2 separate regions of the Homo sapiens genome follow, and region 2 is linked to region 1. A link is an interaction called in ENCODE POLR2A ChIA-PET data of the cell type or tissue named here. Cell type or tissue: IMR-90. All regions are shown on one strand. Links, peaks and the distances in the headings refer to the core of each region. The heading gives the core; the rest is flanking DNA.

Region 1 (16,583 bases), core at 432-8,431:
TGTTAGGTTTGGGAAGTAATTCTGGCTGTAGGACAGTTTTTCCGGAACACTAGGTGGGGAGTGTTGAATGTTGTGAAGACTAAAATATGCATATGGTATTACAGTGTGATACCTGTTACTGAGTGGCGTACATTAGCTTTCATTTTTAAGCAAGCCCGTAATTCCCTTCTATTAACTCTGTTTTGGACAGTGGTACCCGTCACCCTCATCAGTCTTCAACCTAGATAACCTAAATCCAGGTCTGAGGTGGGGGTGGAATGGTCTGTTTGCACCTTTTTTTTTTTTTTTTTTTTTTTTTTTTTTGAGACGGAGTCTTGCTCTGTCGCCCAGGCCGTAATTAATGCGGTGGCGCGATCTCGGCTCACTGCAAGCTCCACCTCCCGGGGTCACACCATTCTCCTGCCTCAGCCTCCCGAGTAGCTGGGACTTCAAGCTTCCGCCACCACAGCCGGCTAATTTTTTTGTATTTTTTTAGTAGAGACGGGGTTTCACCGTGTTAGCCAGGATGGTCTTGATCTCCTGACCTCGTGATCCGCCTCCTCGGCCTCCCAAAGTGCTGGGATTACAGGCATGAGCCACCGCGCCCGGCCTTTTGTGTGTGTGTGTGTGTGTGTGTGTGTGTGTGTGTGTGTGTGTGTGAGATGGAGTTTAGCTCTTGCCCCTGCTGGAGTATAATGGCACCATCTTGGCTCACTGCAACTTCGCCTCCCAGGTTCAAGCGATTCTCCTGCCTCAGCCTCCCGAGTAGCTGGGATTACAGGCATGCGCCACCACGCCCAGCTAATTTTTTCTATTTTTATTAGAGACGAGGTTTCACTATGTTGTTCAGGCTGGTCTCGAACTCCTGACCTCAGGTGATCCACCCGCCTCGGCTTCGCAAAGTGCTGGATTACAGGTGTGAGCCCGCGCGTCCGGCTGTCACTTTAAAGAGTATTATAAGAGGGCACTTCATAACTTGGGCAGGTATTTTTAGTCATCCTGAACGTGTCGCTGTGGACTGGGTGTCACCGCGGGACCGCACAGACACCTTACTGTCGTCTGCTGTAAAGGTCAGCTTCTATATTGGTTAATGCTTACAGATATCTGTTGAGGAATAAGAGAATGTAATTAGCCTTTGTATTTGTGAGTTGACGTTTTGACGGGATTTTTACTTCTTAGTATTTATTTGCATCGAGGTTACACACTGGATTAACAGCGTTTTTTGGAAACCTTTTTAAAACTTTTTCATTTCCTCAGAAATGATTCTGTTCAAAATGTGGTTTGGTTAAATTTGTGCAGGACCCCACCTGGTGGTGAGAGGCGGGTAACTGCAGGCTCATTAGCGAGTAAGAGTAGGATCAGTGGCAGGATTTAGCAAATGGTGTAGTTCAAGGATGAATAGAATTTGAGAATATCAAACTCAAAAAAATGAGGTTAATGAGAAGAAGAGCAAAGTTGGTGAAAACAAGAATATGTTAGAAACGATGATGTAGGAATGGAAAAACGACAACGCCTACCTGCAGAAAAGTCAACTAGTAAAAATGTGATTTTTTTTTTTGTATTGATATTAATGAGGTGTTTTGTCAAACAAAACCCTTTATGTTTTTGTATGGACATAAATCACTGTTGACCTGTTTCATGTTCCTGGAGATATCCTACTTGAGAAGGAATATTGATTGATGATTAGTTGACTGACTGATTTACTTGAGATGGAGTCCTTGCTCTGTGTCCCAGGCTGGAGTGCAGTGGCGCGGTCTTGGCTCACTGCACTCCTGGGTTCAAGCCATTCTCCTGCTTCAGCCTGCCAGGTAGCTGGGATGACAGGCGCGTGTCACCACGCCTGGCTAATTTTTGTATTTTTAGTAGAGACGGTTTCACCATGTTGGTCAGGCTGGTCTCGAACACCTGACCTCAGGTGATCCCCTGCCTCCGCCTCCCAAAGTGCTGGGATTACAGGCGTGACCCACCGCACCTGGCTGTGTGTGTGTGTGTGTGTGTGTGTGTGTGTGTGCGCGCGCGCAGGTGGAATCACCCTGTGTGCCCAGGCTGGTCTCGAACTCCTGGCCTCAAGTGAGTCTTTCATCCCGGCCTGTCAAAGTGCTAGAATTACAAGTGTGAGCCAGGTGCCTGGCCAGATTTTAGATTTTTTTGTTGTTGTTGAGATGGAATCTCATATTGCCCAGGCTGGATGCAGTGGCGCCATCTCGGCTCACTGCAACCTCTGCCGCACGGGTTCAAGCGATTCTCCTGCCTCAGCCTCCCGAGTAGCTGTGATTACAGGCACCTGCCACTGCTCCCGACTGATTTTTGTATTTTTAGTAGAGACGGGGGTTTCACCATCTTGGCCAGGCTGGTCTTGAACTCTTGACCTCGTGATCCACCCGCCTCGGCCTCCCAAAGTGGTGGGATCACAGGTGTGAGCCACTGCGCCAGGCCATATTTTAGAATTCTTAAGCTGTGTTGCAAAATTACGTGTCTTTGGAAGGGTGATTTAGTTTACACTACATATGATTTTTCCCCCTTTGATATTTTTCTACTTACCTTTTGCCACCAAAGGCTTAAATTAAAAGTGTGTTTTATATTTGTGTTGTGCATATATACGTGTGTGCTCTAGTTGGTATGCTTATGAACTGTGTACTAATACTTATTCCTCTCTGCCACCTTGAGATGGCATGTACCACTTGGGTGGGCTTTGAATCTGAAGTTATTTGTGTTTATAGGAATGTCCAGGACACAGAGTGCTTAGAAAGTATTGATTGAATTAGATTCTTTCTAGTTTGTGTATGTCCTGATGACCTTCCTGTGATTAATAATGGAATCCAGAATTCAAGAAAGTTGGAAAAAATAAGTTTCAGCAGCACTGGAGACTGAGTACTTAACCGAGTGTTGCTTTGTTTATTTTAGAGTCTCACACTGTCACCCAGGCTGGAGTGCAGTGTCGCGATCTTGGCTCACCGCAACCTCCACCTCTGGGGTTCAAGCGATTCTCCTGCCTCAGCCTCCCTGGTAGCTGAGATTACAGGCGTTCGCCACTACACCTGGCTAATTGTTGTATATTTAGTAGAGAGTGGGTTTTGCCATGTTGGCCAGACTGGTTTGGAAGCAGGTGATCCACCTGCTTTGGCCTCCCAAAGTGCTGGGATTACAGGTGTGAAGCACCGAGCCTGGCCCTATTTTATTATAATAATAATTTTTTTTGAGACAGGGTCTCACTCTGTCACCCAGACTGGAGTGCAGTGGCGTGATCTCAGCTCACCCCAGCCTCCGCCTCCTAGTGTCAAGTGATTCTCCTACCTCAGGCTCCGGAGTAGCTGGGATTACAGGCACGTGCCACTATCCTGGCTAATTTTTTTTTTTTTTTTTTTTTTTTTTTGAGTTTCACTCTTGTTGCCCAGGCTGGAGTGCAGTGGTGCAATCTCAGCTCACTGCAACCTCTGCCTCCCAGGTTCAAGCGATTCTCCTGCCTCAGCCTCCCGAGTACATGGGATTACAGGCATGCACCACGACACCCAGCTAATTTTGTATTTTTAGTAGAGACAGGGTTTTGCCCTGTCCAACTCCTGACCTCAGGTCATCCGCCTGCCTTGGCCTCCCAAAGTGTTGGGATTACAGGCGTGAGCCAGCGTGCTGGCCTAACTTCTATATTTTTAGTAGAGATAGGGTTTCACCATGTTGGCCAGGCTGGTCTTGAACTTGTGACCTCAATCCACCTTCCTCGACCTTCCAAAGTGCTGGGATTACAGGTGTGAGCCACCAAGCCTGGCCTATTATGATTTTTTAATGAAAGGGAGTTAAGCTTGGAAGTATCTAATAGGTGATGAGTGCTAGTTGAAGAAATGGTCTCTGATCTTGAGTAATGGGGAAATAACTTCTGTGTTTGTTTCAGAAATATTTTAGGACATACTGGATAATGAAATAAGTAGGTGATGTGTGTGATAAGGAATGAAAATTCACTGCTGTGGGTTTTTTTTTTTCCTACCTGTCTGTACTTTTTTTGTTTTTGCTTTTTTTTTTTGTTGTTTGAGACCAAGTCTCACTCTGTCACTTAGGCTGGAGTGCAGCGGCGTGATCTTGGCTCACTGCAACCTTTGCCTCCCAGGCTCAAGCAATTCTTGTGCTTCAGCCTTCTTTCTGAGTAGCTGGGATTACAGATGTGCACCACCACACCCAGGTAATTTTTTTTTTTTTTTTAAGACAGAGTCTTGCTCTGTTGCTCAGGCAGGAGTGCAGTGGCACTATCTTGGCTCACTGCGCCTGCACCTCCCAGGTTCAAGCAATTCTCCTGCCTCAGGCTGCCGAGTAGCTGGGACTACAGGCGCTCACCACCATGCCTGGCTAATTTTTGTATTTTTAGTAGAGAAAGGGGTTTGCCATGTTGGCCGGGCTGGTCTTGAACACCTCAGGTGATCTGCGTGCCTCGGCCCTCCAAAGTGCTGGGATTACAGGCGTGAGCCACCTCACCTGGCCTCAGATGAATTTAGAAACCACTATTTTTTTTTGAGATGGAGTCTTGCTCTGTTGCCCCGGCTGGAGTGCTGTGGTGTGATCTCAGCTCACTGCAAACTCTCCCGGGTTCAAGCAGTTCTCCTGCCTCACCTGGAACTACAGGCGCCACCACGTCTGACTGGGTTTTGTATTTTTAGTAGAGACGGGGTTTCACCACGTTGGCCATGCTGTTCTCAAACTCCTGACCCCAGGTGATCCACCTGCCATGGCCTCCCAAAGTGCTGGGATTATACGCATGAGCTACCCACGCCTAATCTTTATGTGACGTGTTTTTTTAAAAGTCCTAAACTTAGAGGTCATTGAATTTATTGGAGAAGGTTATTTTTGATTAATGGCGATTAGGCTAATTTTTTTCATGGTTTTAATAGAGATTTTTCGTTTTTTTAAACTTGATTTAGATGTATTGCTTTTGGAAATTGCAGAAATTAACAAACCGAGTTTTCCTAAGAAATATTTTTTCTTAATTTCTTAATTGAAAAGTTTTCTATGGCTTCCTTAATAGACAGTAGGACCTAGTTAATAGTTTAAAGAAGTTTCATAATTGTTATTAGAAATGTTAATTATGGGCCGGGTGTGGTGGCTCACACCTGTAATCCCAGTACTTTGGGAGGCCAAGGTGGTCAGATCACAAGGTCAGGAGTTTGAGACCATCCTGGCTAGCATGGTGAAACCCCATCTCTACTAAAACAATACAAAAATCAGCTGGGCGTGGTGACAGGTGCCTGTAGTCTCAGCTACTTAGCAGGCTGAGGCAGGAGAATGGCGTGAACGCGGGAGGCGGAGCTTGCAGTGAGCCGAGATCCCTCTACTGCACTCTACTGCACTCTGCCTGGGTGACAGAGTGAGACTCCGTCTCAAAAAAAAAAAAAAATAGCCAGGCATTGTGGGACACACCTGTAGTCCCAGGTACTCGGGAGGCTGATGCAGGAGAATCGCTGGAACCAGGGAGGTGGAGGTTGCAGTGAGCTGAGATTGTGCTGCTGCACTCCAGCCTGGGCAACAGAGTGAGACTCAAACTCAAAAAAAAAAAAAAGTTAATTTTGTAGTTAGAGAATATCTTCCTGCTCTACGCAAATTCCCTTCCAGCCTGAAATTATTTGTTTTTTTATTTTTTATTTAAAAAAAAATTTATTATTTTTGTGACAGGGTCTTGCTCCGTTACGTAGGCTGGAGGGCATTGGTGCGTTCACGTCTCACTAGCATCGACTGCCTGGGCTCAAGTGATTTTCCTGCCTCAGCCACTTCCAGTAGCTGGGACTACAGGTGCACACTGCCACACCCTACTGAGTTTTTATATTTCGTAGAGACAAGATTTTGCTGTGTTACTCAGCGTGGTCTTGAACTCCTGAGCTGAAGTGATCCCCCTGCCTCAGCCTGCCAAAGTGTTAGGATTACAGGCATGAGCTACTGTACCCAGCTGTGATTTCTTTTAAAGTGCTACTTTACAGCACTGTCACTTTTATTTTATCATTTTTAACTTTAAAGTTTTTTGTTTATTTTTATTTATTTTATTTTTTGAGATGAAGTTTCGCCCTTGTTGCCCAGGCTAGAGTGCAATGGAGTGGTCTCGGCTCACTGCAACCTCTGCCTTCCAGGTTCAAGTGATTCTCCTGCCTCAGCCTCCCAAGTAACTGGGATTACAGGCGCCCGCCACCACACCTGGCTAGTTTTTGTATTTTTTGTAGAGACAGGATTTCACCATGTTGTCCAGACTGGTCTTGAATTCCTGACCTCAGGTGATCCACCCGCCTCAGCCTCCCAAAGTGCTGGGATTACAGGCGTGAGCCACTGCGCCTGGCTTAAAATTTTTATTTTTTATATATTTTGTTTTTTTCTGAGACAGGGCCTTGCCCTGTCTCTTGTCCAAGTTGGAGTGCAGTGACATGACATGGCTCACAGCATCCTTGATCTCTTGCGCTCAAGTGATCCTGCCATTTCAGCCTCCTGCATAGCTGGGAGTACAGGCATGTGCCACCCCACTCAGCTAATTTTTTTTATCTTTTTGTAGAGATGGTGTCTTACTGTGTTGCCCAGGCTGGTCTCAAGCTCTTGGGCTCAAGTGATCCTTCTGCACATTTCCAAGGTTGTTTCACTCCTGTGTCTTTGCTGTCTAGAAGCTTTTCAGTGTGATGTAATCCCACTTGTCTGTTTCGGCTTTTGTTCCTTGTGCTTTTGGGGGTCATATCCAAACAAAGATTGCTGAGGGGCCAAATTTTAAATTGTGTATAATTTTAATGACTTCAGATTTAAATAGCTGCATTTGGCTTATGGAGTCTTTTGAGCAGCATGGTTTTAAAAAGGTTTTTGCCAAGTGGGGTTCTAATGGACACCTATGCTTGTAGAGCTCTGATGTGAGTGATCTGCTGTAGAAATTACTTCTTTTGATTTAGTATATTATTTTAAAATGCAGGTGATGCACTGGTTTCTTGGTGAGGGAAGCTGGTTTTTCCTGGCTGAGCTTCTGTAGGGTGGAGGGCTGGAGTCCAGGCTCTCGCTGGGCAGGGAAGGCAGCTTGAGTGTGCCTTCCAGTCCTCCTGAGGGCCCACATTTTTCTGGGATCACCTGTTTTCTGTAATGTGCATTGAACACACGGGCCAGGAGAAGAGGGAAGTAGAGGAGCTTTGTCCTCTGTGCTCATCCTCACAGTGCTGGGCGGGCCAGAAGGATTCAGGGCCAACCTTAGGGAGATGAAGGCCAGTTAAAATGTTTTATTGCCACAAATGGTGTCTTTTAAGAAATGAATCCATGTATTTTACACTTAAATGATATTAGGCTACTCCGGGCACACTGCCTATGGGGTAGCCCTGCTCTGCAAGGAGTAGTAAAAAAAAAAAAAAAAAAAAAGTTAAAGATACAACTTAGTTTCTCTGTGACTAGGGAAATCGTCCAAGTATGTATCAAATAATGCTAATTGGTACCTAGTTTTATATCTTGATTAGGCAACTTTTTGCTTAAAATTGTTTTGGAATGCATTAGTATTTCTACAGCTTCAGGCTGCTTTATCATCTAATACACAGTTGGATATTTAATATATAGTTTTATCAGTTTTTTTTAAACACTGTTTTTGAGAGGTCTGAGGAAAAAAAAGATAGTGTTACCAAAAATACTTCTATAGGGAAATACTGATAGAAATGTATAGGTAGCCTTGAAATTCTGAGGTTAATAAAAAAATTTGAATGCAGGTAACCTTTCATGGAGTTTGTCAAATTTTAAATTGTGTCTTACATCAGTGATGACTGAAGCAGTAAGGAGTGAGCTTGCAGCAAACAGTGGGGATTGTTGCAGCATCAGCACTTCAGCCAGCTCTGCAGGTTTCCTTGGAGACACGTGGATTTCTCTTTCTAGACCTTCAGCTATTTTCTTTTTTTTCTTGTTTTCTTGAGATGGAGTCTTGCTCTGTCGCCCAGGCTGCAGTGCAGTGGTGCGATCTCGGCGCACTGCAAGCTCCACCTCTCGGGTTCACACCGTTCTCCTGCCTCAGCCTGCCAAGTAGCTGAGACTACAGGCGCCCGCCACCACGCCCGGCTAATTTTTTCTATTTTTAGTAGAGACGGGGTTTCACCGTGTTAGCTAGGATGGTCTTGATCTCCTGACCTCGTGATTCGCCTGCCTCGGCCTCCCAAAGTGCTGGGATTACAGGCATGAGCCACCGCGCCCGGCCAGCTATTTTCATTTTGTTGTTTCTGTAATGCGTATTTGTATTTAATTTATATTCTAAATTTGTTAGTCTTACTGGCATTTGATGAAAACTAAAAAGGTAATTTTGAGATTTCAAGTACTGGTGAGAGAATGTCCCATAGCCTTGAGGGTTGGAATTGTGTACATTGACAGCATAGTGCCACGATACAGGCTAGCATGAGTTCTGGAGGCAAACTTGGATTCTTACTATTTTTAAAGATGCAGTGTCTTTGGTATGTTGCCCAGGTTGAACTCAGACTCCTGGGCTGAAGCCATCCTCCTGCCTCAGCCTTCTGAGTCACTGGGACTTTAGGTGCACGTGACTGTGCTCGGCTCAGACTTGGGTTTTGAACTTGCTGGAACATTGACATTTACTTAATTCCTTTGAGCCCCCGTTTCCTCACCTACAAACAGTAACTCACAGAATGACTGTGATGGAATACGTACCTGTAAGAATGTGTGACACGTGAGTCAGTAACACATTGTTGCCCCAGCTCCTTTCCCCCTTAATCGGCTAATAATTAAGCCTCAATTATTAGTAAACTAATTAAGCATCATATGACTTGATGATTAGCATGTCACGTTTAAAATTACCTGTTGTCATTCAGGTTATAAGAAGTTTGTTTATTTATTTGTTTTTTTGAGTTGGAGTCTCGCTCTGTCACCCTGGCTGGAGTGCAGTGGTGTGATCTTGGTTTACTCCAACCTCTGCCTCCCGGGCTCAAGCGATTCTTCTGCCTCAGCCTCCCGAGTAGCTGGGATTACAGGTGCACACCACCATGCCTAGCTAATTTTTGTATTTTTAGTAGAGATGGTGTTACGTCATGTTGGTCAGGCTGGTCTTGAACTCTTGACCTCAGGTGATCCACCTACCTCAGCCTCCCAAAGTGCTGGGATTACAGGCGTGAGCCACCATGCCTGGCCTTATTTTATTTTTTTGAGATGGAGTCTTGCTCTGTGGCTCAGGCTGGAGTGCAGTAGCGTGATCTTGGCTCACTGTGACCTCTGCCTCCCGGGTTCAAGCGATTCTCCTGCCTCAGCCTCCTGAGTAGCTGGGATTACAGGCGCCCACCACCTTGCCCAGCTAATTTTTTGTATTTTTAGTAGAGATGGGGTTTCGCCATGTTGGCCAGGCTGGTCTTGAACTCCTGACCTCAAGTGATCCACCCGTCTTGGCCTCCCAAAGTGCTGGAATTACAGGCATGAGCCACTGCGCCCAGTCTTATTTTTTAATATTGCCATATTTTAAATAGGAATGGAAGATTTCTGCACCAGTCCTAGCGTTTGTGGATGTGCATGGAACCCTGTTGGTGAAGTTTTCTTGCCTTGGAGAAGGACCCTAAACAGTTTCCTAAATAGCTCTCCTGTCTGCGCTTGGTTGCATTCCTGTCGTTTTTGATTCCCGCACATATCGTTTGGAGCATCTTCGTAACCCTGCCGTCCAGTCATCACTCTCTTAAGTCCATCTCCCTTGTAGTTAGAAGTTATCTTTCCACATACTCCTGTTGAGTTCACACCACCGCTTAACTCTTCTACTTACAGTGGAAGAGTCCTAATTCCTTAGTTGTAAAATTCTTCAGTTGCGCCCTGTTCTTTCTTGTCCTGACTCCCTCCCCTCCCTCTTACTCCCAGCACCCTCACACTGACGTTCCACCCTACTAACTTGCTGCGTCCCACATGGGCTGTGTGCTGTCGTTATTTTGCCTGAGCATACGCTGTTACTTGTGTGTGGAATACTTTTGCCTCTGTTCTCTGCCTGGGGAGCTTACTCTTGTTTTTCATTTCGTCAGTAAAATGTCAGTGTTAATTTTTCCTTTCCTCATGGTCTCTATACCATCTCCCCAGCACTCTGTGCATATTTGTCTTTTTAAATTTTTTTTTATTTTTTGTGTAGATGAGGGCTTGCTGTGTTGTTGCTCACGCTTATCTGGAATTCCTGGGCTGAAGCAGTCTTCCAGCCTCGGCCTCCCAGTAGTGCTGGGATTACAGGTGTGAGACCCTGCAACGGCCATGTGCATATTTGTCTACATGCCTGTCTTCCACTAAACTTGATGACTTTTATTATTTCCAAAGCTAGCATAGTGTGTGTTATAAATAGTAAGTTTGTATGATTAAATTCAATCAGAATGACAATATTCTTTTAACATTAGGAAGGCTTTGATTGGTTGACTAATGGGGCCAGTCTCACTAAAATGAAACAGTTGGGCAAGGTGTGACCCTCCCTTCCCTTGAGAGTCTCACCTGCCCAAAGGTAATGGGAAGGCAGGACCGTGACCCCAGGTTAGAAAAGACCAGGGGACTTAGCAGAGTTTTATTACTTTTTTTTTTTGAGTCAGAGTCTTGCTCGGTCACCCAGGTTGGCGTGCAGTGGTAAAATCACGGCTCACTGCAGCCTAGACCTCCTGGGCTCAAGCCATCCTCCCACCTCAGCCTCCCGAGTAGCTGGGACCATGCGCTGTGCCATCATGCCTGGCTAATTATTTTATTTTTTGAGACGGAGTCTCACTCTGTCATCCAGGCTGGAGTGCAGTGGCATGATCTCAGCTCACTGCAACCTCCGCCTCCCGGGTTCAAGCAATTCTCATGCCTCAGTCTCCTGAGTAACTGGGATTACAGGTTCATGCCACCACACCCAGCTGATTTTTGTATTTTTAGTAGAGACGGTTTCGTCATGTCAGCCAGGCTGGTCTCGAACTCCTGGCCTCAGGTGATCTGTCCGCCTCAGCCTCCCAGAGTGGTGGGATTTCAGACATGAGCCACCGCGCCTGGCCAACGCCCGGCTAATTATTTTATTTTTAGTAGATTCAGAGTCTCCCTTTGTTGTCCAGGCTGGTCTTGAGCTCCTTAGCTCAAGCGTTCCCTCATTCTCTGTCCCCAGAACACTGGGATTACAGGCATGAACCATTGCATCCTGCCCGAATTTTATTGTTAATTGTAGCATCCTGGTCCATTTTCCCGTCCTGATCAGAAAGAGAGCTGTGGGTCTTGTTATCTTTTGTTGGTGGCAATTGGACTGTCCCTGGAGTATCTGTGTTGGACTGGGGGCACTAAGACATTACGACATTGGAGCTTGCTCAGAGGGGAGGGACCAGGTAGGTCAGGGTTTCTCAGGAGGAACTGTGAAGAATTGTAAGGGTATATTTGCCTAGAGACAGAAAAACTTGCCAAGATAAAGCCCCCAAATATCCAAAGGTAACTATGCGGAAGAGAAATTGAACCTGTATCGCATAATTTGAATAAGGACCAAAGGGTGAAAATTCCTTGGAGACCCCCGCTCCCCAGCATAAGGAAGAATTCCTGTAGTTAACTAAAATTCAGGGCTTGACTTTGGAGATAATGAGTTCCGGTCACTGGCGTTTGTTCAGGCAGAGAAAGGTTGCACTAATTAGTGGTTATTGAAGTGTGGATGCCTTATGAGTCAGAGCTTGAACTTGGTGATATAAAGGTCCTTTAATAAGAATTTGAGGAAGACGCCCAATATGGCACTTTTCTCGAAGTACTTGGAGACAACAACCTTTTTTTTTTTATTTTTTTTTGAGATGGAGTCTTACTCTGTCTCCCAGGCTGGAGTGCAGTGGTGCGATCTTGGCTCACTGCAACCACCACCTCCCAGGTTCAAGTGAGTCTCCTGCCTCAGCCTCCCGAGTCTTAGCTGGCGTTACAGGTGTTAGCCACCAGACCTGGCCAGAGACAACAACTTTTTAATTCTGAGATTCTGTGGTAGCATATGCCAGACATTAGCCAGCTGCTTAACTTTTGTCCAGTCTTTTTTTTTTTTTTGAGACAGAGTTTCGCTCTTGTTGGCCAGGCTGGAGTGCGATGGTGCAATCGCGGCTCACTGCAGCCTCCGTCTCCCAGGTTCAAGCAATTCTCCTGCCTCAGCCTCCTGAGTAGCTGGGATTACAGGAATGTGCCACCATGCCTAGTTAATTTTGTATTTTTAGTAGAGACAGAGTTTCTCCATGTTGGTCAGGCTGGTCTCGAACTCTCTACCTCAGGTGATCCGCCCCCCTCAGCCTGAGCCACCATACCTGTCCTGTCTTTGAATACTGTCTCACTGTTTTTGTTCTGAGTCTTTGAAAAGAATGTTAAAGGTCAATAGTAGTTGGAAGAACTAAGCCTGACTGTCTCCCAACTCATGGTTTTACCAAAAACTCTATTAAAAAACTGTTGTGGGCCGGGCACGGTGGCTCATGTCTGTAATCCCAGCACTTTGGGAGGCCGAGGAGGGCGGATCTACAAGGTCAGGAGATCGAGACCATCCTGGCTGGCATGGTGAAACCCTGTCTCTACTAAAAATACAAAAAAAAAATTGGCCAGGTGTGGTGGTGGATGCCTGTAGTCCCAGCTCCTCAGGAGGCTGAGGCAGGAGAATGGTGTGAACCCTAGAGGTGGAGTTTGCAGTGAGCTGAGATTGTGCCACTGCACTCCAGCCTGGGTGACATAGTGAGACTCTGTCTCAAAACAACAACAACAACAACAACAACAACAAAAAAAACCACAAAACTTGTTTGGCTGGATATGGTGTATGCCCATAATCCCAGCACTTTGGTAGGCCAAGGTGGACAGATCACCTGAGGTCAGGAGTTTGAAACCAGCCTGGCCAACATGGTGAAACCCTGTGTCTACTTTAAAAAAAACCCAAAAAACAAAACAAAAAAAACCACAAAAAATTAGTCGGTGTGGTGGCACATGCCTGTAGTCCCAGCTAGCTGGGAGGCTGAGGCAGGAGAATTGCTTGAACCCGGGAGGTGGGGAGGTTTCAGTGAGTCGAGATTGTGCTGCTGCATTCCAGCCTGGGCGTCAGAGAGCGAGACACTATCTCAAAAACAAACAAACAAACAAACAAAAAAACAAAACTTCTCAATTTAAAATATTTACTCCAATTTGTGGCTCACGCCTGTATTCCCAGCACTTTAGGAGGCTGAGGTGAGCGGATAACGAGGTCAGGAGATCGAGACCATCCTGGCCAACATGGTGAAACCCGTCCCTACTAAAAATAGAAAAATTAGCTAGGCGTGGTGGTGGGCACCTGTAATCCCAGCTACTCCAGAGGCTGAGACAGGAAAGTCGCTTGAACCAGGGAGTTGGAGGTTGCAGTGAGCCAAAATTGTGCTACTCTACTCTGGCGACAGAGCAAGACTCTGTCTCAAAATATATACATATATATGTATATATATATAATTTTCTTTTTTACTCCAAGTAAGCTAGGAGTATCTTCAGTATTGCTGAAGGCTTTATTTAATCATGCAGTGTGTATTTGATGGTGGATTACTCTCTGAATATTTATTCAGTTGAATGTGGAATGAGGTGGTATGAAGATGGGGGTGGGGGTGATTTGGAGGTCCTTTGACTATTCCTGCTGGCTCCCTGGTGAGGGTGTGGCATCTCTGCAGATGAGTTCTCCTGACTGTGCTCAGGCGGCTGTCTGTGTGCCCATCGCTCCTGCCTGCTTTTCTCTTTCCTTCCCACTTCCTCATTGTGTGAGACCATCCACTCCGTGTATTACTGGTTCCTTTCTACTTCATCACAAGCAGGTAGCACTTAGGATATTCTAGATGGAGCTCAGGGCTTTCTTCCCTTGGAGAGCATCATCTGTAAACAACCATGGAAGTGGATGTCACCCACTTCACAGGGTGGGGAAGCAACCACAGTGAGTAGGTAGTTTTCCAAGGAACCACGGCTTGTTTACGATAAACACCCAGTTCCACTTCCAAGTTCCTACGCTGTGAACATTACTGCTTCCCTGTACAGGGAAGGCAGGGTGGTAAATCCTTGATTCTTAGTGCTTGCTGGCTTTTTAGAGTGACATGAACTCAAGAATTTTAAATGTAGGTTTTAAATTCAATTCAGTCAATTCACTTTGAAGCCCACATTCTCGTTAAGGTCAGGAATTGCCCTATCAAATTTTTTTTTTTTTAATTTTTAAAATTTTTCGTAGAGACAGGGTTTCGCCGTGTTGCCAAGGCTGGTCTTGAACTGCTGGGCTCATGCAGTTTGTCCGCCTCGGGCTCCTAAAGTGTTGAGATTACAGGTGTGAGCTGCCGCACCCGGTCCAGTTTGGTTTCTGTGTCCTTTTGATGTACACTTCGTCTTTTTGAAGTTTTTAAACTTTATTTTGAGGTAGTTTTAGATTTACAGAAAAGTTGTAAAGATAGTACAGGGATTTTCCTGTATACCATTCACCCAACTTCCCTTAATCTTTCTGTAACTGTGGTAACTGTGGTGAATTTCTCAAAAGTAAGCAGTTGACACCGCTACAGTATTGTTAAATGTGGACTTTATTCATATTCCACCTGTTTTTCTGCTAATGTCCTTTTCCTGTTCTAGAAACCATCCGAGGAACCCAGATTGTATTTAGTTGTCATTTACTCTTAGTTACAGGTTGTCTGTCCCGTTGTTTTTCTTGACCGGGGTGTGTGTGTGTGTGTGTGTGTGTGTGTGTGTGTGTATGTATTTTTTTTTGTTTGTTTGTGATAAGTTGGGCCTGGTTAGTGCTTGGATGGGAGATAGGGTCTCGTTCTGTTGCCTGTGCTGGAATGCCGCGGTGCAGTCCTGACTCACTGTAGCCTTGACAACCTTCCTGGCTCAAGTGATCCTCCCACCTCAGCCTCCTGAGTAGCTGGGATGACAGACACATGCCACCATGCACAGCTACTTAAATTTTTTTTTTGTTGCACAGAGTTCTCACTGTGTTTCCCAGGCTGATCTTGAACTCCTGGGCTCAAGCAGTCCTCCTGCCTTGGCCTCCCAAAGTGCTGGAATTATAGGAGTGAGCCACTGCGCCTGGCCTGAGTCTGTGATTTTGGATAGCTTTTTAAATTTTCTTGCTTGATCTAGCATTAGCCAGTATAGTAAATTTTTATTTCAATTTAATTCTGAATTGACCTGTACTTTATAGCTGGTTTTGTCCAGGGCAGGACCACAGATTGTATCTGTTGTGATAATAATCTACACATTTATTCATTTTTGTTTGTTTTTTTCGACTTTTTTGAGATGGAGTTTTGTTCTTGTTGCCCAGGCTGGAGTGCAATGGTGCGATCTCGGCTCACCGCAGCCTCCGCTTCCTGGGTTCAAGCGATTCTCCTGCCTCAGCCTCTTGAGTAGCTGGGATTACAGGCATGCGCTACCACGCCCGGCTAATTTTGTATTTTTAGTAGAGACAAGGTTGCTCCATGTTGATCAGGCTGGTCTCGAACTCCCGACCTCAGGTGATCCACCCACCTTGGCCTCCCAAAGTGCTGGGATTACAGGTGTGAGCCGCTGTGCCCAGCTATTCATTTTTAGTTTTAATTTTTTTTTTAAAAAAATTATTTTCATTTTTTTGGAGACAGGTCTCGCTCTCACCCCAAGCTGGAGTGCTGTGGCACGCTTTCGAACTGGTCTCCAACTCCTGGGCTCAAGGAGTCCTCCCACTTTGGTCTCACAAAGTGCCAGGATTACAGGTGTGTGCCACCGTGCCCAGCCAATATCTGCACATTTATAAGCTGACATCTCTGAGAGCACAGGGCAGGATGAAATTAGAGGCTGCTGTAGGTCAGGGTAAGGGATAATGATGCTGGTGAAGATAAAGAACAGTGAATGAATTTCATTTATTTCAGAGGTAGACTCGGCAGAACTTTGTGATTTATTTGTGTCTGTGTGCTGAGTGTAGTGACGTTGGCGAAGGTGAACATTTCACAGGCACCTCGGAGCTCAAGGTAGAATTTACTAGAAAATGACCAGGTATGTAGGAGGTGGGGAGGATTAAGAGTTAAATTTTGGTCGTGTTCTATTTAGGATGTCTGCTGGACATCCAAGTGGCTGTGTCAAGTAGTCATCTGTCTATTTGTGTCTGAAGTGCCCAGGAGAGGCCTGAGCTTGGAGCTTACATCTGGGACTCATTGCTAAGTAAATTATATTTATGTAATGGGAAAGGATGAAAACCCACATGTAGGATGAGAGTTGGCCTTGAGCCTTTAGCGTTCCCGTAGTTTCTTTTATTTATTTATTTATTTATTTTGAGATGGAGTCTCACTGTCGTCCAGGTTGGAGTGCAGTGGCGCGGGCGCGATCTCGGCTCACTGCAGGCTCCGCCTCCCGGGGTTCACGCCGTTCTCCTGCCTCACCATCCCGAGTAGCTGGGACTACAGGCACCCGCCACCTCTCTTGGCTAATTTTTTGTATTTTTAGTAGAGATGGAGTTTCACCGTGTTAGCCAGGATGGTCTTGATCTCCTGACCTCGTGATCTGCCCGCCTCGGCCTCCCAAAGTGGTGGGATTACAGGCGTGAGCCACCGCACCCGGCCAGCATTCCCGTGGTTTCTTCAGCGGGCCAGTGGAGGGGTGAAAGCTGGTGGTGGAAGGCAGATGGAGAGAGAAGTTGGACAAGGAGAGCTGGGAAACGTCTGTGGGTGGTGCTGTGGGTTTTTTACTGACCT
Region 2 (16,583 bases), core at 3,542-11,541, 620 kb before region 1:
CAAGGCAGGTGGATCACTTGAGCCTAGGAATTTGAGGCAAGCCTTGGCAACATGGCAAAACCCCGTCTCTACAAAAAAATACAAAAAATTAGCCAGGTGTGGTGGTGTGGTGTAAGTAGCTGCCAGTAGTCCCAGCTACTCGGGAGGCTGAGGTGGGAGGACTGCTTGAGCCCAGGAAGTTGAGGCTGCAGTGAGCTATGATGGTGCCACTGCACTCCAGCTTGGGTAACAGAATGAGGATCTGTTTCAGAAAAAAGAAAACAAACAGAATACTCAGATAGCTAGAGGTCTTTATTCTTAGGACAAATTAGACCCTTACGATCATTTGTCTAGTTTTAATTGTAACATTTTAACTGTAACGTTTTTCAAGTTACTTTTTTTTTTTTACATAAAAATCAATTTAATTGGATTAAAAACTGAAAGGTAAGACCTGAAACTGTAAAACTACTAGAAGAAAACAGGGAAAAACTTCTCAATGGTGGTCTGGGCAATGATTTTTTTATTATTATTATACTTTAAGTTTTAGGGTACATGTGTACAATGTGCAGGTTAGTTACATATGTATACATGAGCCATGCTGGTGTGCTGCACCCATTAACTCGTCATTTAGCATTAGGTATATCTCCTAATGCTATCCCCCCCCTCCCCCCACCCCACAACAGTCCCCAGAGTGTGATGTTCCCCTTCCTCTGTCCATGTGTTCTCATTGTTCAATTCCCACCTATGAGTGAGAACATGTGGTGTTTGGTTTTTTGTCCCTGCGATAGTTTACTGAGAATGATGATTTCCAATTTCATCCATGTCCCTACAAAGGACATGAACTCATCATTTCTTATGGCTGCATAGTATTCCATGGTGTATATGTGCCACATTTTCTTAATCCAGTCTATCATTGTTGGACATTTGGATTGGTTCCAAGTCTTTGCTATTGTGAATAGTGCCGCAATAAACATTGAAATAAAAGAGGTTACAAACAAATGGAAAAACATTCCATGCTCATGGGTAGGAAGAATCAATATCATGAAAATGGCCATACTGCCCCAGGTAATTTATAGATTCAATGCCATCCCCATCAAGCTACCAATGACTTTCTTCATAGAATTGGAAAAAACTACTTTAAAGTTCATATGGAACCAAAAAAGAGCCCGCATCGCCAAGTCAATCCTAAGCCAAAAGAACAAAGCTGGAGGCATCATGCTACCTGACTTCAAACTATACTACAAGGCTACAGTAACCAAAACAGCATGGTACTGGTACCAAAACAGAGATATAGATCAATGGAATAGAACAGAGCCCTCAGAAATAATGCCGCATTATCTACAACTATCTGATCTTTGACAAACCTGACAAAAACAAGAAATGGGGAAAGGATTCCCTATTTAATAGATGGTGCTGGGAAAACTGGCTAGCCATATGTAGAAAGCTGAAACTGGATCCCTTCCTTACACCTTATACAAAAATTAATTCAAGATGGATTAAAGACTTAAACGTTAGACCTAAAACCATAAAAACCCTAGAAGAAAACCTAGGCATTACCATTCAGGACACAGGCATGGGCAAGGACTTCATGTCTAAAACACCAAAAGCAATGGCAACAAAAGCCAAAATTGACAAATGGGATCTAATTAAACTAAAGAGCTTCTGCACAGCAAAAGAAACTACCATCAGAGTGAACAGGCAACCTACAAAATGGGAGAAAATTTTCGCAACCTACTCATCTGACAAAGGGCTAATATCCAGAATCTACAATGAACTCAAACAAATTTACAAGAAAAAAACAAATTACCTCTTAAGGTTCCCTCCAGCTAAATGGTCCTAAAGGAAATTATTTTCCGCATGAAAATTATAATAAAGTAAATTTAAAGTAGCTGAATATCAACAGGTGACTAAATTTAGGTATGTGTGACCCACAGACATTTTCTCAGACAGGGCTGTTTGCCCTGAAAGAAGTGTAGTGTCAGGAAACACATTTCGTAGATATCAGGAATATGAGTTTTTATGGTGGTATCATGAGTTGCTCTCTTAACTGTTTTAGACATTTGGCACAAAACATTTTTAAGAATTCTTTATTCTTAAAGATCTCAACTGTATATATAAGCTTATTGCTCAGATATAAGAACATTAGTAATCAACCAAAAGTTAATTACTATAAGTTAATAAATAACTTTAATAAAGTTAAATAATAAAGTTAATAATAATAAGTCATATTATTCATTTATTATTTTCTATAATATATCTGAATATAATAAAATCATATATACTTTTTGGTGAGAAATTTTCAATATAGGGTTTGAAATTATTTTTATATCAATGTCATAATTAGGAATATATGACTTATACTTCCATTTCACATTTGTCATTGCTAAGCCTCTGTGAAAGCATTGTTTATTTCTGTTTCACAACAAGAGCTAGAGAAAGCCCAGGGTACAGATAAATAGGGATTACCAAAACCCCAAATAAAGACCTCTCCAAAAAAGACCCGTTATAAAACAAGGTCCCTTCATCAAGAAGCAAAAAGGAATAATCTACTTTAACTCCTGTAAGATAATAGACTATATGGGACCCAAATGAGAAATATGTGAAAATACTGAAAATAAATTCAAGCTGATTTGAAAGAGTAAGTGTTTTTGTTTTACTACCATAAGTACATTAAAAACAAATTGTATTTGGACACTAAATAACTTACAAATTATAGAAAGAGCTTCCAAGATGAAAAATAACTGTAAAAATAATTACAATATAGAAATTATTAAAAGCATTTCAAAGACTATCATTTGCATTTGAGAAAAATTTTCCTCTTTAAAGGAGAATTCAAATAAAGAATAACACAAAAAATCAACGTCTTAATTGTTTCATGATTAAGCATAATAAAGAACATATCAGCAATCACACAGAATCTATTCTTCTAAAATTCACTGCAACATTCAAAATATTTTATTGCATAGAATTTTGGACATCTATAGATAATTAGTTTGATCTTGTTCTATTTTCACCTTGTTTGCAAACATCTCCTTTTATCACCCTGAGAGTCTATTAAACTACACAGTAAACTGTTTACTAAAAATACAGACATCAAATCTCCCCAAATTTTGGATTCTGAAAACTTAAATATAAACAGGCAGCAAAACAATGTTTTGAAAAATATATTCATTTACATAGCATTACTTTTTCAGGGTTCTAATAAAAAATTTTAACTACAGATTCTTTGTGTTTCCTATGAAAAATAAAACCATCATTTATACTAATTCTACTTAACCAAGAATACATGGTCAAAATTTTTCTCACAACTTAATTCTTTGTGGCAAGAAATATGCTTATAAAATTTACTTAGTGGTGATTTTTCAGTTAGTACAAAATTTTTCATTCAAATATAACAAGCTATTTAAAAGGAATTATTTAATAAATATGTCATATCACACCATGTACTTAAATCTAAAGCCTGCGATGCATCAACAATAATAGTGGGCAAATGTTTAAAAAAGAAACATGTCCATTGAACACTTTCATTTTTGAAGCAAAAACATCATCATTTCTTTTATACTAGATTCGATGTATTTCAAGTTATAATCAAATTTATATTCTTCACTAAAAAAACTGTTGAAATAATAGAGAAATTACATATATAGAGATAAAATATGATTTTTCTTGTTACTGCATTTCTCATTCCATTGTAAGTGATGGGACGCTGCTGGCTGATTTCACAGGAGCAAAGGAGACCACACTAAGGTCAGGGTTTCCTTGAGAGAGGCGACAAGAAAGACTGAAAAATGTCACAGCTTGGAATCTGATTGCTTAAATACATCCTCTATTCTAGTCTTATAAGCTTTTCAGCTGGTAAATCAAAATCCTGTTATACACTAGGATAATATTCATGACAATTCCCTATATTTTATCTTCTTAAAATCAAAGACTCAATTCTAAAGGGTTAATAGAGGAATTACAAAGTAACTCTCTAGTTTGCATTTCCCATAATGCTAAAATAAAGCTTTTTCTTTTAGTCTAGAAATTTGCTTTTTTAATACTGTGAAAAGCCTCTATGAATCTGTTTAACGTATTTATTTCTTTTCATCTATTCAATGCCACTGGGCATAACATGTAATGCAGTGCGTGTTGATATTTTGCAAAGCACCACATGACTCACTGTACCCTAATGCACTCCATTAATCCTGTTTGGACAGCTGGGTCCAGGCATTTGTTAGCTGCATTTTAATTGTTCCATCTTTCTTTTTTTTCTTTTTATTTATCTCTATGGCAAACTACTCTGGAATTTAATTTGTTGGCCTTCAAAAAGTAAATTTTACCATTAGTTTGTTTTCTTTGTGTTAAAACTATACTCAGCATGTAATTTTCTTCCATAAAATCGGTATATATTAATGATTAGCAATCAATCTTAAATAATAGTACAGTGAATGAGTTTCCTAAGTATTAAAATGATAGGTTGGCTGAAATATAACAGAAATTATTTAATAGACTGTCATAATATAAATGATAACATTTAACATCAAATCAGGTTGCTAAAGAGCATACTTTTGGCATTTTCAAGATTCACATAAGCAGATGTCAAAACAATTACAAGTCCTATAAAGCAAACACAAAAGAAATAAGACTATTACACACACCAGTTTTTTATTAGCTTATGGAACAGTGGTCCCTTTACATTTATACTTTTTGTTTTCTATTACAAACATGAAATCCTTTGTAAGAATTATGAAGATAACTACAAAGCTTCTACTTTCTTTGCACAGCCTGCATCCCTGGTATCTGTAAGTCTTCAATAAATAATGGAGGCAATATGAGAGCTAATGCAAAAGCAACTCAAAGTTACCAGCAATTTTTGTTATGAGCAAGTAGCTAAAATTTAATGATCAAAATTTTCCAATCATTCGTGTGCACTCTTAAGTCAAAACCTAAGTCTAGAGAATTAGATAGAAATGCTTAATGGAAACTTTTGTCTGAAATAATATTTAGTGAAGAACTCAGAATATGGTCTACAATAGCATTTTATAAAAGACAACTAAGGGAAGACTTACTCAACTATTTCAATGACAAAGCAAAAATCTGTTTTTCTTTTAAAAGATTATCAAATTCTCCGTAAACTGAAACAATAAGAAAATGACAGAAATGAATGACAGGCAAGTAGGAACTCTCAAGGGTGTCCTTTGAATCAGAGTGTGTTCTCAGAGATTACACTGCGTTCACCTCTATTTTGTGGACACAAAGCAGCTTAAAATAATTTACAAATTTTCAATTTTTTAAACCATACTAAATTATAAACGCTCAAAAGCTTTTAAATAGAAAAATTAGTTTAATGCAGTTTCCTCACTAGAGGACTCGAAAGCCTAACTTATAGATGTGTCAGTAAAAACAAAATACAACAAAAACCAGCCCGTTGTTTGGAGAAAGAATGCTTTTAAGTGTTTAAAAAATAAGTAGTCATTATTTGATAAAAGTATTTGTCTTGGTATGCCCCTATACATAAAGTATAGAAGTAAAAGTGTAAAATAATGTAGGAAGAAACACTGTATTTCAAAGGTAATCTTTATGAGTAAATGTTAAATAAGTTCAGTAAAGACAGTTTTTAAAAACATGGATCTTTAAGTGAAAATTTCTCACTGAAACTTACCCAGTGTTCTCGACATCACAGGCAGAGCAGAGCTCAAAACCAAGATGGACACACAATTTCCAATGATCTGTTATGAGAAACGAGAAAGAATATTGGGCAGTTAAACAGCAGGATGACAATCAAACCCAGTAACATTCTGAGAAATGATTGTGCATTCTAGTTACCTAGTGTACTTTGCCGATTTCTTAATGATACTATTCAGTACAGAATTTTCAAAGAATAACACACTTTTAAAATAAATAAAGTTATATCTGTAAGTTCTAGAAGATGTTTACAGTACCTAGCACAGATATAGTTATAGAATACTTAAATTACTTGACACCTAGATAATGCACTTTACATTACTGATTGCAGCTGTTACTTTCAAAAGGCTCTGCCTGTCAAGCAAAAAATAATTAACATATTGGATACTTCTGACTACATTTTTAAGGCCAGATTATTGCTTAAGATCTCTTTTATCACATCTATTTCTAATGTTAATTGTAAGATTTAAAAAGCACCAGAAATCCAAAACCTCTAAACTTTTGTAATAATGCATCCCATGTTTATTCTTCCATAGTAAATAAGAGGAGTTGAAAATATCAATTAATATTTATGATCACTTAAACTAGATACTAAATATCTCAACTACTTATTAAGTTTAAAGAAATAGCTGTGTGTGTGTGTGTGTGTGTGTGTGTGTGTGTGTGTGTGTGTAAAATAACTTCTCCCCTTTAAGTAGGCTAAAAATATAAAATAAAAACAAAACAAGCTTTCAGCTCTTATTAGTTATTCTTCTTTGTCAGCCTACGGGAATATTTTATAAAGATTCAGTCACTATATACGGCAACAGCCTTTTTATTCTGAACCCAATGACATGTTGTGGAAAAAGTCAAATTAGCCTCAGACTACAAAATGTTTCTGAATAGAACTCTTCCGTCTTACTTTAATTATTCAAATTTGAAATACTTTGTCCCTACTACTTGTAGCAACTAAGTTCTTCAGACTTCAAACAAGCTCCCTGAAGTACAGTTAGCACAATCCAAGTTACTCATTAGCAATACGTTTTCTTTAGAGGAAAAAGAGTCCTTTCAGGAGCCTTCTATAGCTAGTTAACAAGCTCTGCAGTTCTCCGCATTTACAGTGAATGGACGCCATCCAAATTAAACAGGGTACATCCCTTTCCCACTCACTCAGCATTTTGAAAATCTTCCAGTTTGTGTTTACGCAACTTACAAACAAATACCTATCACTGCAAATGAACCATTCAGAATGACTATTAAATAAAGCAGTCTGTCAGGGAAGGCAAACGAGAGGCCACAGTCACCTAAGATTCTACCTTACCTTTGTCATAGTTGTGTCATCTTTCTTGGGAGTAAAGTTTCCAAAAAATCGAAGGCTATAGAAGCCGACAACAGAGGACACCATAAGATAGCTGTGAGAATCAAGGAAAAAAACTCTCCAACAGAATGCAAGTTTCCTAAGTTCTCGGCAGTCTCCAAAAAGTCTTAAGGCCCATAGGAAAAGCAAAACAAAAAGCCGCTTTAAGTGCTTGAGGAAGACTAACCTGTTGTTTTCTCTTCTAGACAAGTGTCTTAGTAAATAACTACTGCCCCAGAAAACTTGGTATAAAATTTGTGGATAGGCTGAACGTTCAGTTAAAGAAAGGATACAAAATCAAAATGATTTCAAGCGCAGCTCCCACAAAACCAAACGTAGAAAGAGAGGCATTTCCTATTCCAGGCCCCTGGGGTGGGAGAAAGACACTTTTCAGAATTTGATGACACCATTATATTGGTTTCCCTAAAACAGCTGTTTCATAAAATAAGACAGTTGAAATTATGAATGTTTACTACTTTGAAATAACATCTAGACTTTCAAAGGCCAACAAGACATGACATTAGACTGATTTCATCAACAAATTCAGGCACCATGTTAACAATTTTAATAAGCTCAAGAAAAATTACTTATCTCAAATGTAATTTAAGTTACTTGTCAAGATGACATGATTATGCTTACTGTTATAAAATGGGGCAACTTGCCACTTGAGGAAAAAAATCCTGAATAGTTTTGGGAAAGAGTTTTTAAAAACACAATAGAAAAATAAGAATAGGATACATAGCTATCTGAATGCTTACACAATATACAAAGATTACACAATTCAAGTATGTCAAAATTAAGCTAAGAGTAGAAAGAGAGTAAATGTGCATATCCTGTTCCCATACCTGAAAGTTTCCTTTGCCCAAATTTTCCTTGGGAATTCAGAGTTACAAAGGATGTAACTGTTAACATAGATTTTTAAAAAAGTAATGCTATAAATTTTTTCCTAAACAATTATCCCTATCTCAAAAACTATCTTTACCTAGAACTTAAAAAAAAAACACAAAAAAGTTACTATTTTTATAATTAGATCTGAAAAAATCATTCCCTACTGAAGTATTTTCAAAGATTACTAATAAAAGAAACTATCTGAATGTTTTACTAGTCAGCACAGATTACATCTAATAGAAACACCAGGGATAATTAAGAATCTACAGTCAGCCCAATAAAAAATAACTTTTTGACAATCTTTTGAAGAAGAAATAAATGATGCTGGTAGAAAGTGATGGGGTTCAAGACACACTACTCCAAAATTTGGGACCTGGTATTTGAGAAAACCTAGGAAGGTCACACACTGATCTGTCTCCTTCTCCTGCGAAGCAGGCCATAAGACCCCCATCCAAGGGTGCCCCCCGCAACCCACCCAGAGGAGAAGCACATGTTTATCTCCGGAGACACGAGGACACCGAGAAGAATATGAACAGGCCTTGCTAAATCCCCCCGGTTTATAATCATTAGATCACACCCCTGTCTTCCAATCATACTTCCCACTACTGTCCACTCTTCAACAAACCAGAGCATAAAAGTACACAGCTTTTTCTGTTTCTTTGGTCTTCTTTATTTCTGAAGACCCCTGTGATATGTAAAACTTATCTTAAATAAGTTTGTCAGCTTTTCTCTTATTAATCTTTTGTTATAGGCATCTCAGCCATGAACCTTCCAATAGGTTAGAAAAAGGTATTACTTCTTCTCCCCTACAGAAGCTTATTGATCAACAGAGATAATACTTTGGAATTATGCTATCTCAAGAGAAGCCATGTAGGAAGGATTAAGAGTATCTAATTTTTTTACACAATTATACAGGGATCTCCTATGACGTACAAGTCATTCTCCACTAAGCACTAAGGGGGATGGGTACAAAAATATACTATAGGGCTTGGGACTTGTTTTGTTGGTATAGTAAAATGGGTTAAAAGTGACTAGGAAGTCAGTATAGTAAGCGACTTCCTGTTCTATCAGTGGGTTTGGGTATAAAACTAAAGAAAAAGATAAGACTGTACATGGCAAAGGGTAGTTTCTTGTCTGTCTGTAGGATGAGGCACCTGGAGCATGATGGTGGGCTTGTACTCATGGAGAAGAGGCTGTAAGTGAATACAACAATGGCAATAACAGATGGCACAAGGTCCTGGAAAGACTCAGGTGGGGGGATCTGAATCAAGACTATGGCTAAAGGAATTTCATATAGCTAAATGAATTTCAGTAAAATCAAGATAAACTCTGATAAGAAATCTAAAAGGAAATTCCAACACTTGAAAAAAGGCCCTGTCAATCCAAAGTAAAAAATTAGAAACAAAAATCACAGTTTATATTTTAAAGGCTCTTTGCATAAAGAAATTCATACAACTTGAAGTATATACATGCACAAAGGTGAATGTTTTCATTTGCTTACTTGAAATACTCAGGGTATAGACATAGAATACTTTTGCAAAAGAAAGACATTTTAAAGGATTTTACTTTACCCTTGTTCCTTTTGGCATTGCTGTTTCATCAACCAATAGGCAAAGAATATTACAAGCCACCAAGAGGACCGAGATGGACTACAAGACAAACAGCAAACTGTCAGCTCTCAAGATTTTTCACCAATACAAAATATTAAAATCTAGGTAACCAAATACACGTTTCAGAATAGAGGGAAAGCAGTCAAGACCAAAACGCTATATATAAAACTAAAGTAATCAGACTACAAACAAGAACTGAAGAAATTCTAAAAGATTCTGCAAGTTATTGTCATTTCAAAGCTTGTGACAAAAGCTGGTAGTATATAGATCCTTTTACTAAGTGATCTCACCAATTGGAAACACACAACTCCACAGACTTAAAAAAGTGGTAAAATATTATCAGAACTAACTTCATAATGTAATTTTCATATTTTATCACAGAATTTAAAGCAGGTTATCTGCAACACCTTGTTTTCTTAATTTTCAATGAAAACAAAGACTGAATTTCCTGCTTTCATGAAGAAACAGATAATCTTCAGAATTTTTTTTAAATTGCCATTAATTTCCATTTTTGCTTTATTGGATTTTCATAAATAAAGGCATAGATGGATTTTAATCCTGTTGATAGAAAACTAGTTTATGAAAAACCATTTAGCTGAGGGAGCTGCCATACTCAAATGCTGAAGTAAATAAAATATAATTTGCTTTTATTTAACTAGGCAAATAAATTCTTACTGTCTCAATAAGAAGGAGAACCATAACAGCGGGATACACCAAATTTCTTTCCCATGCTGAAGCCTTTTTTCGCCTCTCTATTAAAAGGAAAAACAAAATAAAACAAAGTTTTCTCCAAATTAACATTTTCCTTCCATAATGCTATAATCTGTTTTATACATAATTTCTTTTTAAAAAACATAAATTACTTTTAATTTTCCTCCATAAACTAAAAAAACTACAGATAGGGCCTTGCTCTGTCACCCAGGCTAGAGCACAATGGTATAGCCGCAGCTCACTGCAACCTCCTAGGCTCAAGTGATCCTCCCATCTCAACCACCCAAGTAGCTGGGACTACAGATACATGCCACCATGCCTGGCTAATTTTTTTATTTATTTTTTGTGGAGACAGGTTCTTGCTATGTTGCCCAGGCTGGTCTTGAACTCCTGGGCTCAAACGATCCTCCCCGCTCAGCTTCCTAACATGGTGAGATTACAGGCACGAACTACGATACCCAGACAAAAATCAGAGTTTTAAAACCAGTTTGCTACATTAAACACCTCAATCCTGTGATGCGTAAATTTCAGCTCTGTGAAGACATCTCAATCATTAAGGAAATATATTGTTGATATACAGCTGACTCTGAAAATACAGACATACAGTAGGCCTTCTATAGCCACAGGTTCTGCAATAATTTTCTACCATATGTGGATTTTGGTACCCATGGGGGTTCTGAAACCAGTCCCCCACGAATACTGAGGGCTATATTTGTATTTCATATAGATCTACATATTGATATATATATATATATCTGAATGAATAAAGTTATATGAATAAAAATCCCTTCTATTCTTTTTTTTTTTTTTTTGAGATGGAGTCTCGCTCTGTCTCCCAGGCTGGAGTGCAGTGGCACAATCTCGGCTCACTGCAACGTCTGCCTGCCGGGTTCAAGTGATTCTCCTGCCTCAGCCTCCCAAGTAGCTGGGACTACAGGCACATGCCACCAAGCCCGGCTAATTTTTTGTATTTTTAGTAGAGACAGGGTTTCACCATGTTAGCCAGGATGGTCCCGATCTCCTGACCTCGTGATCCACCCACCTCGGCCTCCCAAAGGGCTGGGATTACAGGCGTGAGCCACTGCGCCCAGCCCCCTTCTATTTTCCCAAAGATAAGCACTTCTAGTTTTCTAAAGGCTGGAAGCAAACTTCTACTTTTACCTATAACACCAATCCTCATGCTAAGAACAAGAAGAAAAGATAAATCAAACTTAATTTTTAAAAAATCTGTATGAACGTATCAGAGAGCTATCAAGACAATGAAAATTGAGGGGCCAATATTCTGTGAAGTAAACTGAGCTAAGACCTCCAATTTGTACTACACCTTCTTCTGCAAGACATTTCCCAATATATAAATGGCATGGACCCAAGAGGGTGAGAAATCAATGGGTAAAAGGCAATGATTCTAAAGCAAACCTTTCAGCAAACTCAACAGAGCCAAGAGGACAGACATTGGCATTTGGGGCTACCAATGCAGTCAAAACTTGAGAGGCTATGATCATACAGAAAAGAAAAGGGCAAAGAAGTGAACCTGGCAGACAGTGCCACTTTCCCTTCAAGACACCAGTGGCTAAGAGGCCAAGAAGAACAACAGAAAGATGCAACTATGAGGCTGAGAAGCCAAGCAAAGCTTCTGTCAGGCTCATGTTTCTTGAGAGGTAAAAACTAAAATTCATTAAGAAAATGAGGTCATAGTCAATAACTAATGAACTAGGCTTTCAATTAGGACCAATGAAAAGCTATATCCTAGTATGAAGGAAGGACAAAGTGGAAATGGACCGGTCGTCATAAAGACTGAAGCCTGGCCTTGAATGATCTCAAGCCTAATGGATTAGACTGATACGTCCCTACCGTAACTGTCTACCAGAAGCAAAAGTACATCCTCCCAAAAAGAAGAAAACACCATGCAGAGTTTCTATAGTTTTGTATAAGAAATATCTGGCATTCAATTAAACATTACCAGATATGGGAAAAAGAGGCCAGGCACGGTGGCTCACGCCTGTAATCCCAGGACTTGGAAGGCCAAGGCAGGCCAATCACGAGGTCAAGAGTTTGAGACCAGCCTGGCCAACATGGTAAAACCCCGTCTCTACTAAAAATACAAAAAATTAGCCAGGCATGGTGGCATGCACCTGTAATCCCAGTTACTCGGGAGGCTGAGGCAAGAGAATCACTTGAACCATGAGGTGGAGGTTGCAGTGGACTGAGATCAGGCCACTGCACTCCAGCCTGGGCAACAAGAGCGAAACTCCATTTCATAAATAAATAAATAAATGGAAAAAGAGGGAAAAAAAAAGACAATGGAAACAGACCTCCAGGTGATCCATGTATTGGATTTATCAGAAAGATGCTTTAAAATAAATGATTAACATATTCAATAAAATAAGTGATAAATGGAAAATTTTGCAAGTAAATTTAAATCTATAAAAAATAAACAGAAAATCTAGAACTGAAAAATAATGTAACTAAAGTGAAGAATTCAATAGTTTTAACAATAGTTATGACATAGCTGAAAGAAAGCAAAATGGAAGACAGACCAGGAGAAAATATCAGACTGAAGCATGAAGATAAAAAGGAGATAAATACAGAAAAGAATATAAGAATGAAAAAGCCTAGCATGTGTGTAACTGCAGCCTAAGGAAATAAGAGAGAATGGAGCAGAAGCAATATCTGATAAGACAATGGCCAAGATTTTCCCAAATAGATAAAAGACATCAAGCCACAGTATCATGAAGTGACACATAGATTTCAAGAAAGATAAATACAAAGAAAACCAAATCTAAGCATATCAGAGTAAAATTGCTAAACAAAGACAAAAGGAAAATCTTTAAAGCCCTTTGAAAGAGCAACAACATGACTTTTAACAAGAAACCAGAAGACAGTAGAACAACATCTTTCCAATGCTGATAGCTACCAAACAAAAATTTTTAGTATGTTTTCCAATAAACAAAAACTGACAGAATCTATTGCCAGCAAACCTGTGTTTTTCAAACAGAAGCTAAATGAACATTAGAAATGTAAAAATAAAAATACAAATCAGGAACATATGAATTAGAATACCAAAGAAACACCACTTCACATCCACTAAGTCAGTAAAAATTTTAAAGTCCAACATTGTCAAGTATAATACTCATGCCCAGCAGGAATGCAAACTAATACAACTATGTGAGAAAACTATTTGGCTTTATCTACAAAAGTTGCACAGGCACATATACAATGATCTTGTAATTCCATATCTAGTATGTACCCTGAAAAAACATATATACCAAGAGTTACATACCAGAATGATTATAACAACATTATTTGTAACAGCAAAAAACTAGAAGCAAATCTAATATCCACCAACAGCAGGATGACTGAAGTAACTTCAGGAAATATTATTAACAGAAATGAAAATAAATGAACATCGTATTTGATTTTCAAGAACATAACACTGGACTTCCACTTCTGAAGCTGCGGCAACAACAGGGACCAGGTGTGTCATCCAGCTTGAAACAATTAAGAAACCAAAAAGTACACAGATAATGAAACAACAGTTTTCAAGACACTGGACATCTGATCGTGGAAGAACAATGATGCCTGAGACACAGGAAACAAACCACACAAGCCCTTTCTGACCCAGCTTACTGTCTTGAGAGTTTCCAGGCCGTGATGCAGGAAGGAGGAACACAAGCTGAGCCCAGCTCATCCCTTGAGTTGAGAGCATGAAATGGGAATCTGGGGAGACTATGTCAGCTGGAGTCTGTGCAGCAAAGTGCCAGACAGGAGACTGAAGCACAGAAAAAGAACTCCAAGGATCTGCAAAGAGTCACCCTTGAGTATTCAGTAAAGAATTCATAAAAAATTCTCAAGTATATCGGCTCAGGCATGTGAAGAAACAACCCAGGGCTAAAGAAAGAACCACCCCAAAATATGAAAAGAAACAGCACTCAACAATCACAAAAGGCCAAAAATAGTTGCTTCTTCCACAAGACAGTACAGAATGTCATCAATCACAGGACATTGGATAGAATCTGTGGAAGGGTCTTGCCTGAGCAGTGGGGAATACTTAACCCTAGAGGCAATGATCCCCTGGTCCAGCCTAAAAAGTCTTCAGAACAAGATACAATAATATCAAACTGTTTCCAAGTAACTTAACTACATTTCAGAACAAAGTTCCTCACTTACACAGCTACTATAAGTGGCCAGGCATCGTGGCTCATGCCTGTAATCCCAGTACTTTGGGAGGCTGACGTGGGCAGAACACTTGAGCCCAGGAGTTTGAGATCAGCATGGCCAACATGGCAAAACCCCAACTCTACCAAAAACACAAAAAATTAGCAAGCTGTGGTGGCATGCACCTGTGGTCCCAGCTACTCAGGAGGCTGAAGTGGGAGGATCACATGAGCCGGGGAGGCGGAGGTTGCAGTGAGTTGAGATCGCACCATTGCACTCTAGCCTGGGCGACAGAGTGAGACTCTGTCTTAAAAAACAAAACAAAACAAAACAAAAAGAAATACTATAAGTGAGGCACCCAACAAGGGTAAAATCTCACCTGACAAGGTAAAATTCAAAATACCTATTTTCTAATCAAAAGTTTCCAGGCATGCAAAGAAGCACGAAAATACCAGTGATTATGAGGTAAAAAAATCAATCAATCAAAACATATCAAGAACTAACACAAATGTTAGAAGTAGCAGACAAAAACATTGTAAGTGTTGTCATAACTATATTCTATATTTTCACAAAGAGGGAGGACACAGATTGAACGTGTTAGAGACATAATAGAAGATACAAAACAGGCCCAAACAGGCCCCCAGAGATGAAAACTGCAGATGGTAGAAAAACAAAAAAAAAGCAAAAACCACTAGATGAGATTAAAGGCAGATTAGACATGCACAAGATTGGTGAAAGTGAAGACACAGCTATAGACGCTAATCAAAATGAAATACAGCAAGAAAAAAACTGAAAAATAAAGGAACATCCTTCAGCTATAGCCTAAAATACATGTAACTGGAGTCCCTGAAAAGGGAAGCATGAGGGGAAAAGAAAAAATATTTGGAGAAGTAATGGTCAAAAAATTTCCAAATTAGTTGAAAACTATAACCTCCTAGCTCTAAGAAGCATGAAGAAAACTACTCTGAGGCGTATCACAATCAAATTGTTCAAAATCAACAATAAAGACATCTTAAAAGCAGATACAGAAAAAAGACACATTAAAAGATAAGTATGACAGATGACTTGTTGGAAATAATGCAAGTGAGAAGGCAATGGAGCAACATCTTTGAACCTGTGAACCTTTGAAAAGTCATTTTGTATATATATAAAACCAAAAAAAGTGAATAAATGTAAACTTATCCTCTCCCCAAACTGTAAGATAGTCTTTATTAATGATTTTGGGCAGGTCAAAAGTTTTAACATAAAGATTTCATAAATTTTCTAATATTTCAGACTACAGTAAAGTCTTTAATAAGAAACCAAGGCCAATACACAAGTCAAGAAAAAAAAAGTACAATACCTAATTTTGTCTTAAGAGTCTTTACATTTTCAAGTTCTTGTTCCAACTCCATTATGTTGTATTCCACCGATGAAGACAGCCCTGTTCAAAGCAAAAAATATTTAGAAGTAAAACAGAACCCCTAACACTATAGAACAGGTAGCCCTTTAATTAAAATCTAAAATAACACATGGCAAATCCTGCTAATCAAAAATAACAAGAAATGTTGCTGTGATTCAGAGGAAAGCACATCCATATATTTACCAATTAAAACTTCTTGCTGATTAAACACTACACGTTTCCACAGAGTGATATAATGGACTATGGAGAGTCAGAAGGGAGAGGGTTGGGATGGAGGCAAGGGATAAAAAACGACATATTGGGTACAACGTATGCTACTCCAGTGATGGGTACATTAAAATCTCAGATCACACCACTATACATCCATGTAACCCAAAACCACCAGTACCACAAAACCTATTGAAATAAGAATATTAAAAATAAATGCTACATGTTTCCTAGAAAATTTCTTAACGTGGTAAAGTTCTAATTTGATCTATTAATAATCTTTTCTTAATTACAAAAGCAACTTGGGCTTACTATAGAAAGTGAAAAAAATCAAGATCTTCTCTTCTCTATCTCACCTCCTTAAAATGACAATTGTGAACAGCTTGGCTGATGCTTCCATACCTTTCTTCACATTCAGAAGCACATTCACACATACATATGTATCATATGCATGGTTTTTATTACATGTTTTACACGAATGGGGTCAGACCTATTACTTTACCATTTGCTTTCCTAGTCAATTATATGTCCAAGTTGACAGCTGAATAACATTCCATAGTACAGATGTACTACAACTTTATTCCCTTTACACATATTCAAGTTTTCAACTTTTTGCCACTAGAAACAG

Evidence for each region. ChIA-PET counts read pairs that join two places held together with the same protein. Peaks named below come from ENCODE experiments on the same cell type or tissue, not always from the same donor. Only the 100,000 strongest peaks of a DNase experiment are listed, where the experiment ranks them.
Region 2: POLR2A ChIA-PET joins it to region 1 with 19 read pairs; 2 of 35 experiments call an interaction of 5 or more read pairs at or near these places.

The regions. Positions count from the first base shown.
Region 1 is chr7:157,339,009-157,355,591 of GRCh38, forward strand. The region is part of intron 1 of DNAJB6 (DnaJ heat shock protein family (Hsp40) member B6); the gene reads left to right. Among named protein-coding and RNA genes, the nearest start is that of DNAJB6, 10 kb to the left of the region's middle. RefSeq lists enhancers at 1,531-2,051, 10,219-10,788. In IMR-90, for the core only: a CTCF peak has its summit at 1,288 (motif pointing left); a DNase peak (open chromatin) is centred at 1,273.
Region 2 is chr7:156,718,489-156,735,071 of GRCh38, forward strand. LMBR1 (limb development membrane protein 1) reads right to left here. Exons shown (of 17, transcript NM_022458.4): 10 at 15,689-15,769; 11 at 10,156-10,232; 12 at 9,442-9,519; 13 at 7,276-7,349; 14 at 6,947-7,037; 15 at 5,624-5,690. Among named protein-coding and RNA genes, the nearest start is that of RNF32-AS1, 67 kb to the left of the region's middle. In IMR-90, for the core only: no CTCF peak of the experiment used is centred there; a DNase peak (open chromatin) is centred at 6,793.